2 separate regions of the Homo sapiens genome follow, and region 2 is linked to region 1. A link is a contact called in ENCODE Hi-C data. All regions are on one chromosome and are shown on one strand. Each heading gives the region's core, a stretch centred on a gene start or an enhancer-like site at or near the end of the contact. The rest is flanking DNA. Distances are from core to core; before and after follow the strand shown. Region 1 has its middle 14 kb from the start of LYST. Region 2 overlaps GPR137B (G protein-coupled receptor 137B).

Region 1 (4,406 bases), core at 668-3,167:
TCAGCTGGAGGGGGACTCCAGGCCAGGAGGCAGTCTTGGCAAGTTGCATTCCCACCCTGAGTGATGAGGGAGTGGCTTGTGGCAGAGCAACTCTGGCTCTGCGGGTGGACTCTGTGACCAGTGTGCAAGCTGCCATTGAACTCAGCTTCTCCTGAATTCTATGTGATTTCAAGAAGATACTCTCCCTTCTATCCCACTCTCCCTGATTCCACCCCCTTGGACACATGTTCCCTAATAGTCAGATACTAGCAACCTGAAGTAAAAATAATGACGGCCGCCCTGCTTCCGCCATTGTGGTTCCTACTGCCCAAGTTCCTCCTCCAGACCTAAAAGCACCAGCCAAGATTTTGAGGTCACCAAATCACAGTAATAGCTGACCAGGAAATGTATTGTAAAGCACCATCACAGGACCTCTCACCCAGCAGGATAACCTCTCCTGACTTGTTTCCTGCCAAACCCATAGCACCATTTTTGGAACTCAGCTGCTGACTGATAATTAGGTCTAATAGGAGAGCAAGGGTTTCCTGATGGGATACAGACAACACCATATTTACTGGCAGCTGTGCCTTTGCTAATTGTTGGAAACCTGGCTTTTAACCCATGCTTGCCACCCACCATGCTGGGCTCAGGCAATCTAATGAACACAGTTCTTTGCACATTAGTATTTAAATTTTTTTTTTACAGATTTAGGGGTGCAAGTGCAATTGTATTACATGGATATATTGAGTAGTGGTGAGGTCTGGGCTGTTAGAGTACCCATCACCTGAATAGTGAACATTGTACCCAACAGGTAACACATTTTTTAAGAGACAGGATCTTGTTCTATAGCCCTGTCTGGAGTTCTGTGTGCAATCATAGCTCACTGTAACCTCAAACCCCTGGGCTCAAGCAATCCTCCCACCTCAGCCTCCCAAAGCACTGGGATTACAGGTGTGAACCACCACTACCAGCCATTCTTCACACATTGAAGACAACTATGAGGTGAGTATCCTACCCACTTGTGGCTGACTGTTAATACACAGAAATAATATTAGAGCATTTGTCACTGGGGAGAATACATTTGCAGGTATGGGTGTGAATTCTGACCAGTTGAAGGCAGGCATATAATAGATGTCTGAAAGCAAGACAAATCTTTGGCCACTGGGGACTGGTTTTGCAAAAGCAGGGAGCATATGGCGGGAATGGTCGCCTGCTAACAATATTCACCTCAAGAACTGCTGAGTGGCACCCCAGGTGCTACCTGTGTTAACTGGCTGTCTAACCAGACACCTGACAACATGTGTGGAGGACACTGTTTGAAGGGAAAGAGAACAGGGAAAAATATTTTACTCCAGATACATAGTCTGTTCCTTTAACACCATTCATTATACTCATCTTTTCCCCTCTAATTAGAAATGCCACTTTTATTACATACTAACTCCCTTTCAGCTTTTCAGGCTGTTTCTGAGCATTCTAAAACAGAGAAATATGGAACTATAAACTGAAAGCTCTGAGAATGGATCTAACTTCCTTTCTTTCTTTCTTTTTTTTTTTTTTGAGACGGAGTCTCGCTCTGTCGCCCAGGCTGGAGTGCAGTGGCACAATTTTGGCTCACTGCAACCTCTGCCTCCCGGTTTCAAGTCATTCTCCTGCCTTAGCCTCCCAAGTAGCTGGGATTATGGGCATGCGCCACCACGCCCAGCTAATTTCTGTATTTTTAGTAGAGACGGGGTTTCACCATGTTAGCCAGGGTGATCTCGAACTCCTGACCTCAGGTGATCTGCCCACCTCAGCCTCCCAAAGTGCTGGGATTACAGGTGTGAGCCACCATGCCCAGACTGAGAATGGATCTAAGTTTCTCAGAAGAGTGAACTCTTGTCTCGTTTTTTCTTAGAGTTATCAGCAACTACATGCATAGCACTGTACCTTTTATGTCTTGTATTTACAAGTCATTGGTTAGGTCATCTGAATTCTATAATTGTCTCAAACATGTTTCTTTTTGTATTGACCACTTCCTCAATTTCAGAGAAGAAGGAAGACTATATCTCACTCAATATTAGTTTAGCAATATATGTGAAAAAAACTCAGCAGGCTTGCCTTATACTGCCTTCCCTTGTGGAGAATCAATAGCATAGACATTCTGAAAACATGCATGGTAAGAATGGAGGTTGTAAGATGTACAAGTAAGTTGATTGGTCAGTTATTCTAAGTCAAGGATCCTGTGTTGATTTATTACTCGGTAAAAGTGTCATCATTTGACACCGTCATAACAGTGACTAAACACATCTTTGCCACACCTAATATGTACAGCAAACCAGAAAGAACCATGGGAAGTGGGTTAGGGTATTTATTCTAATGCTATAACTGATACTGCCTAGATGGAATGTATACATACCATGTAGGACTTACTGTCTGTTTTTACCAAGAGTATTTTTTCTATTCTTGGTTCAGGGCTTTCCTTCTCTGTGCCTATTCCTTATTTATGGAAAACTGTCTCCTCAATTGTGATGTTTTAAAATCCCACCAGAACCTATCTTGTCACCCTTAAATGTCCCTAGGATTCTACTTCATCTTCAAAGATTTTTCTTACGCAAATGGGAAGAACAAGTATTGCTGCATTTTTTCCTTTAAAGAATTCCATTTAGCGGCCGGGCACGGTGGCTCACACCTGTAATCCCAGCACTTTGGGAGGCTGAGGTGGGTGGATCGCCAGAGGTCCGGAGTTCAAGACCAGCCTAACCAACATGGTGAAACCCCATCTCTACAAAAAATAAAAAAATTAGCCGGGCGTGGTGGAGGGTGCATGTAATCCCAGCTACTCAGGAGGCTGAAGCAGGAGAATCAGCCTAGGAAATTAAGTGACTTGCTGTACGTGATATACAGGGCAGGGCTGGAACTGGGGTTCCTAACTCCAAATTTCTAAGCAGGTCATAACGAAGTGGTAACTACAAAACTTACCAACTGGTTATCTTAAAAGAATTTTCTCCTTAGAAGTATTTTGCCAGAGTTTAATTTTAGACTGCAAGTGTTATTCACACTGTCACGTTTCAACAGGTTTGCAAGTTCTTCTGTGTGGAAAACATACTTTTACCACAGGGAAGAGTCAGATGTTCTTTGCAGAGTCTTTGCTGTGCTTTAATTACCTAAAATTACTCCTTGGAAGTTTGTATATAGCTACATTACCACATTGAAGATGCATATTTAACATGCACAATCGGCTTTGAGGAAAAATAATAGGGGTGTGAATTACCATACCATCCAACAATTCCACTTCCGGTACATATCAAAGAGCGAAAGCAGGATCTCAAAGAGATATTGGTACACCCATGTTCATAGCAGCATTATTCATAAAAGCCAAAGGGGAAGCAATGCAAGTGTCCATTGATAGATGAATAAAGAAAATGTGATATATTATATATATCACTGTGTGTGTGTATATATATTTACATACACGTACATACATATATATATGCAATGGAATATTATTCAACCTTAAAAAGAAAAGAAATTCTGACACATGCTACAACATGGATGAATCTTGAAGGTATGCTGCTGAGTGAAAAAAGCCTCTCACAAAAGGACAAATCCTATATATATCATGTATGTAGAATAGCCAAATTCGCACAGACAGGAAACAGAATGGTGGTCGCCAGAAGCTGGGGGATAGAAGGAAATGAGGAGTTAGTGTTCAATGGGTACAAAATTTCAGCTGGGGAAGTTTAAAATGTCCTGGAAATGGATAGTGGTGGTGGTTACACAAGAATGTGAATGTACAGTTAATGCCACTAAACTGTACATTTAAAAATGGGTAAGACGATAAATTTTATGTTATGTATATTTAAACACACACACTCACACATACACACACACACTCTTTCTTTCACACACACACACACACACACACACACACAAATAGGAGGCAGAATACTTAACCCAGATCTGGAGGAAGGAGGATCGGGAAGGCTTCACAAAGGAGATGGCTTTGTCTTGAAAAAAGAGGAGGAGTTTGGCAGGCAGGACAAGAGAAAGATATTCCAGGCTGAGGGAATAGCATAGGAAGTAAGGAGGCAATTCCAAGGTCATATTAGGAGAACAGCAGGTAATCCAGGTGATGACAGTCCTGGACTCTTGCAGGTGATGAAGCTGCAATGGCAGAGGGAGCCGATCTTGAAAGCTCCTGTGTGCCATGCGGAAGCTTTGGACTTTATTCCATAGGTACTGGGCAGCTACTGGAGTCCATTAAGCTGGATATATGCCCAAGCTTGCATTTCAGAAAGAGAATGTGGGCAGTTGCCTGAAGAGAGGATTGGAGGTGAAAGGGACTAGAGGCAGAGACAATGGTGAGGAGACTCTTGCAGTAGCCCAAGAGAAAGATGATGAGGGCCCCAGCTGAGGGTATTGGAAATGGAGAAAGGTGTTAAGAGTGT
Region 2 (4,600 bases), core at 1,894-4,393, 280 kb after region 1:
GCTTAGGAAAACCTGGTGGCTGGTGTTATTAGTCTCATTTTACAGGTGAGGTACTTGAGGCACAGAGCAGGCAGGTGACTTTTCCAAGGCCACACAGCTGATAATTGGTAGAGCCAGGATTCAACCCCAGGTAAGCCAGCTCCAGATTCCACACTTTTTTTTTTTTTTTTGAGACGGAGTCCCGCTCAGTCGCCCAGGCTGGAGTGCAGTGGCGCGATCTCTGCTCACTGCAAGCTCCGCCTCCTGGTTCACGCCATTCTCCTGCCTCAGTCTCCCCAGTGGCTGGGACTACAGGCGCCCGCCACCACGCCCGGCTAATTTTTTGTATTTTTAGTAGAGACAGGGTTTCACCGTGTTAGCCAGGATGGTCTTGATCTCCTGACCTCATGATCCGCCTCCCCCACCTCCCAAAGTGCTGGGATTACAGGCGTGAGCCACTGTGCCCGGCCCGATTCCACACACTTAGCCATCCTTCTGTGTCCCTCTGTCAGAGAGGGCTACCGGTTGTGGCCTGTTATATAGGAGTAGCGTCGTCTGTCAGTATATGTGGGGGACTGGTTCCAGGACCCCCAAGTATGCTCAGAGCCCCACATACTCACATCCCTGTAGAACCTGCATGTACAAAGAGTTGGTCCTCCTTATATTCAGGTTTTACGTCCTGAGAACATCGTAGTTTTGATTCCCATTCAGTTGAAAAAAATCCATGTATAGATGCGCCCATGCAGTTCAAACCCATGCTGCCCAGGGGCCAACTGCACTGTGCCTTAGTGAAGATGCATGAGCTAGAACTGTGTGTATCAACATAGATACCTTCCAAACACATAGTCATGAGGGAATAAACAAACTGCAGAAGGTTATGGAAGGTATTAATGCATTCATATAAAGTGCAAAACCATACTGGACGGTACTCTGTATCTTTCACGAATCCAGATTTACCTAGTGAAAGCCTGCCTAGCCATAAAAACACCAAATTCAGGATAGTGATTACTTTCCTGGGAGCAAATGGCACCAGGAGGGGGCAGGCTGGGAGCTCCAGCTGTGTCATTTTTATTTATTAAACCACAGCTGGGGCTGGGCATGGTGGCTTATGCCTGTAATCCCAACACTTTGAGAGGCTGAGGTGGGTGGATCACCTGAGGTCAGGAGTTCAAGACCAACCTGGCCAAAATGGTGAAACCCCTGTCTCTACTAAAAATACAAAGATTTGCCGGGTGTGGTTGCACGTGCCTATAATCCCAGCTACTCGGGAGGCTGAGGCACGAGAATCGCTTGAACCCGGGAGACAAGGTTGCAGTGAGCCGAGATGGCACCACTGCGCTCCAGCCTAGGCAACAAAAGTGAAACTCTGTCTCAGAAACAAACAAACAAAACATAGCTGGAGCAAACGTGGCAAAGTATTAAGGATGGAGTGCTGGGTGCATGAGTATTTGCTGTTATTTCTTTGTATATACATAAATTATTTTATAATATAAAGTTTCAACCTGCCATGCATTTGTAACATTTTCAGATGAATTTGCATACATACGTTTTGAACCAGCGTGTGTGATAGAGACTGGTTTCTTTAGTCAGGAGTCTGTGCTTGGTGCACTAAGAGTTTCAGTCCCCCTCAGTTACTGCGAGGGTCTCCTCAGGAGTCTCAGCCCACAGGCAGCTAGGATCAGGATGCACCCCCTTTTAAGGATAGGGGGATTATGAAGTGTCCAGAGAGTGGTGGCACAGAAGTGGAGACACTAGGGTGTCCAGATGTGGGTCCTGGCTTAGGGGAGAGGATTTATAAAGTAAAATGGCTGCAGAGATTCTGAATCAAGCGCAGGTTGGAAGCATAGTGCTTTGTTGGTACATCAGAGACACTGCCTCCAGGGACATCAGAGGTGACTTCTGTTGAGTTCTGCTGACTGCACAGGAGACACTGTCATACCCACAAAGAATAGCAGGGGACATTTCTGCCAGAAACACCACTAAGACATTAGTAAAAATGATTGTAACCCAGCTACTCAGGAGGCCGAGATGGGAGGATCACTTGAGTCTAGGAGTTCAAGACCAGCCTGGGCAATGTAGGGAGACATCATCTCTAAAAAATAAGACAAATTAGCCAGGCATTTGGGCTGCACCTGTACATAGTCTCAGCTACTCAGGAAGTTAAGGCAGGAGGATTCCTGGAGCCCAGGAAGATGGAGGCTGCAATGAGCTATGATGGCACCACTGCACTCCAGCCTGGGTGACAGCAAGACCCCGCCTCTTAAAAACAAACAAACAAACAGAAAGATTGTAAGACAGCAAATGTCAACTTGAGTTAGTAGTTGAAAAAATAGGCTTGGCGGGGTGGCTCATGCCTGTAATCCCAGCACTTTGGGAGGCCGAGGCAGGCGGATCACGAGATCAGGAGTTCAAGACCAGCCTGATCAACATTGTGAAACCCCGTCTCTTTTTGTATTTGTAGAAATACAAAAATGAGCCAGGCATGGTGGCGGGTGCTTGTAATCCCAGCTACTCGGGAGGCTGAGGCAGGAGAATCACTTGAACCTGGGAGGCAGAGGTTGCAGGAAAAAAAAAAAGAAAAGAAAAAAAATAGGCAAGCGGGAGTTCAAAGGGTGGGAACAAATCAGTGACGCGTGAACAGACTGATTTATGAGGGCAGGGGGCAGAGTCCAGCAGCTGCTCAAAGGCCTTTATGCTTCTGTCGAAACAAGTACGTCACATGCAGAGCTCTAGGCCTTCCTGTGTCATCCGAAAGGATGGGGTGAAGGCCTGGGTTACCAAGGGGGCACAAGTCGCCCACAGGTCCGGGATGAGGAGGCCTTGGCCCACTGTGGGAGCGGGTGGTGCGGAAAGCCCATGAGGGCTCTCGAACATTCCCCAGCGCCTGACAGCGGCCAGCTGGGGACATCTCCCAGCCGTGGCTCAGCCTTCAACAAGTCAAAAAGCCAGCATCACCCACAGCGTCATCCCCAGATCTATTCTAGGTTCTGAGGTTCTAGGTGGGACTTTCAAAAGCAGAAGAAACGATGCTAAAACCGAAAGGAATTTGCCATTAGGGAGAAATGCTTTATTTTCACCAGATGACAAACTTCAGGGTTTCTGATCAAAGTTGCTGCAATTTCTTCTTTCTCCTTCAGGCCTGATTCTGCTCCCCTCCCCTGTCCTCCCATCCTTCTTGCCACAACGGGGGAAGCCCTGAAAAACCCCGGTGTTTTCATAGGCTGTGTGGAGCCCAAGGAAGGGGAGGGAAAGGAAGTGGGGCTCATTTACCACCATTCAGTTCCTGATCGGGTTCCCCAAGAAGCAGCTGGGACTCTCCAACCCAACCTCACTTCCCCGGGGTCCCTGTCATTAGGCAGATGGCACTCCCATGGCTGTCCCTGCCATGTTCCCTCAGACCCCTCCTTGCTGCCTCAGTTTCTCAGCCCTCCACCCTTCCCTGCCTCCTGCCTCTCCCTGTCTGCCCTTCTCGGGACCCAGGCTCCTTCTGTCTGTCCACAAGCATGCTCAGGTCTCCCCATCTTAAAAACAAGGTCTGGACCCCCTGAATAACCTCTTTCTTGCATTTCACAAACATGCGCTTTTGGAAAGCAGTTTATGCTCTTGAATTGACTCACTGCTCCCACTTCCTCCTGCTGCCATCCAGGGTCTGCCTGTTCCCCCTCCAGCCTCCCCGTCAGTCGAGCCTGCCCTTGGCCAGGCCCTGTGGCAGCTTAAGGTGAAGTGGTCCAGCCTGTCAGCCGCACTGGACACCCTGACTGTCTCCTGCCCGGGGCCTCTCTCCCCTGCAGTCTTTGAGGCCTTGACCACTGAGGGGACTGCTCTTTGACCTCCTCCCTACTCTTAGTTTTTTTTTTGTCTTTTTGTTTTTTTTTAAATAACAGCTTTATTGAGGTATAATTCACATTTTCTGTGCTGTCCCCATCTCGAAGTGTACCACATTCAGAGTTGCGCAGTGACCCCACAGTCCACTGTAGACCTTTTCCATCCCAGAAGGAACCCCGTGCCTCTTAGTGGTCACCCTCCAATTCCCCGCCACGCCCTCCAGGCCCAGGCATCATGAATCTGTGTTGGGCCTCTGATTTGCCTTCATTTTCACCTTCTCTGTCAACCCATGGTCTGCAGCCTTTGCTCTGCTCTGTATCCCAGGGACCTCTCTCACAGCACAGGTCTGCATTTCAGCTGTGCCAATGCTCCCCCGAAGCTCTCCGCACCCTTACCCTGGACAGCGGCCTCTTCCTGGCTGGTCCACACCCCAGCCCGACCTTCTGCTGCCCTCCCCAGCTCCGGGCTCCTGCAGCACCTTCTCTCCTCACCCCCTCCCTCACTGCTCCTAAGTCCACATGCAGGTTCACACCTCCTCATGCTTCCCACGCCTCCATGCACTTTTCACACCTCCACACATCACATCTCCTCACACCTCCACACACACTTCACACCTCCTCACGCCTCCCACTCACACCTTCTCACGCCTCCCACATCTCCACACGCTTTTCACACCTCCTGTTATGGTTTGGCTGCATCCCCATGCAAATCTCAACTTGAATTGTATCTCCCAGAATTTCCAAGTGTTGTGGGAGGGACCCACAGGGAGGTAATTGAATCATGGGGGCTGGTCTTT

Evidence for each region. Hi-C counts contacts between places; a loop is a spot of excess contacts on that map. Pooled maps may share reads with other maps.
Region 2: a map of GM12878 shows a loop between it and region 1 (2.1-fold over the local background). The contact joins two enhancer-like sites. A Hi-C loop is called at or near these places in 1 of 168 maps with a recorded cell type or tissue (GM12878), 5 of 37 single-sample maps with no recorded cell type and 4 of 50 pooled maps.

What each region holds. Positions count from the first base shown.
Region 1 is chr1:235,878,219-235,882,624 of GRCh38, forward strand. It overlaps a transcript of LYST not described here. Among named protein-coding and RNA genes, the nearest start is that of LYST, 14 kb to the left of the region's middle. RefSeq lists an enhancer at 1,910-2,189. Within about 2 kb of position 1,918, at least 4 of the 41 ENCODE cell types and tissues checked have a DNase peak (open chromatin) inside an H3K27ac peak, as active enhancers do; they include GM12878, where a contact is called at or near this core.
Region 2 is chr1:236,157,073-236,161,672 of GRCh38, forward strand. The region is part of intron 1 of GPR137B (G protein-coupled receptor 137B); the gene reads left to right. Among named protein-coding and RNA genes, the nearest start is that of GPR137B, 17 kb to the left of the region's middle. RefSeq lists a silencer at 1,499-1,548 and enhancers at 2,514-2,563, 2,664-3,113, 3,204-3,253. Within about 2 kb of position 3,144, at least 5 of the 41 ENCODE cell types and tissues checked have a DNase peak (open chromatin) inside an H3K27ac peak, as active enhancers do; they include GM12878, where a contact is called at or near this core.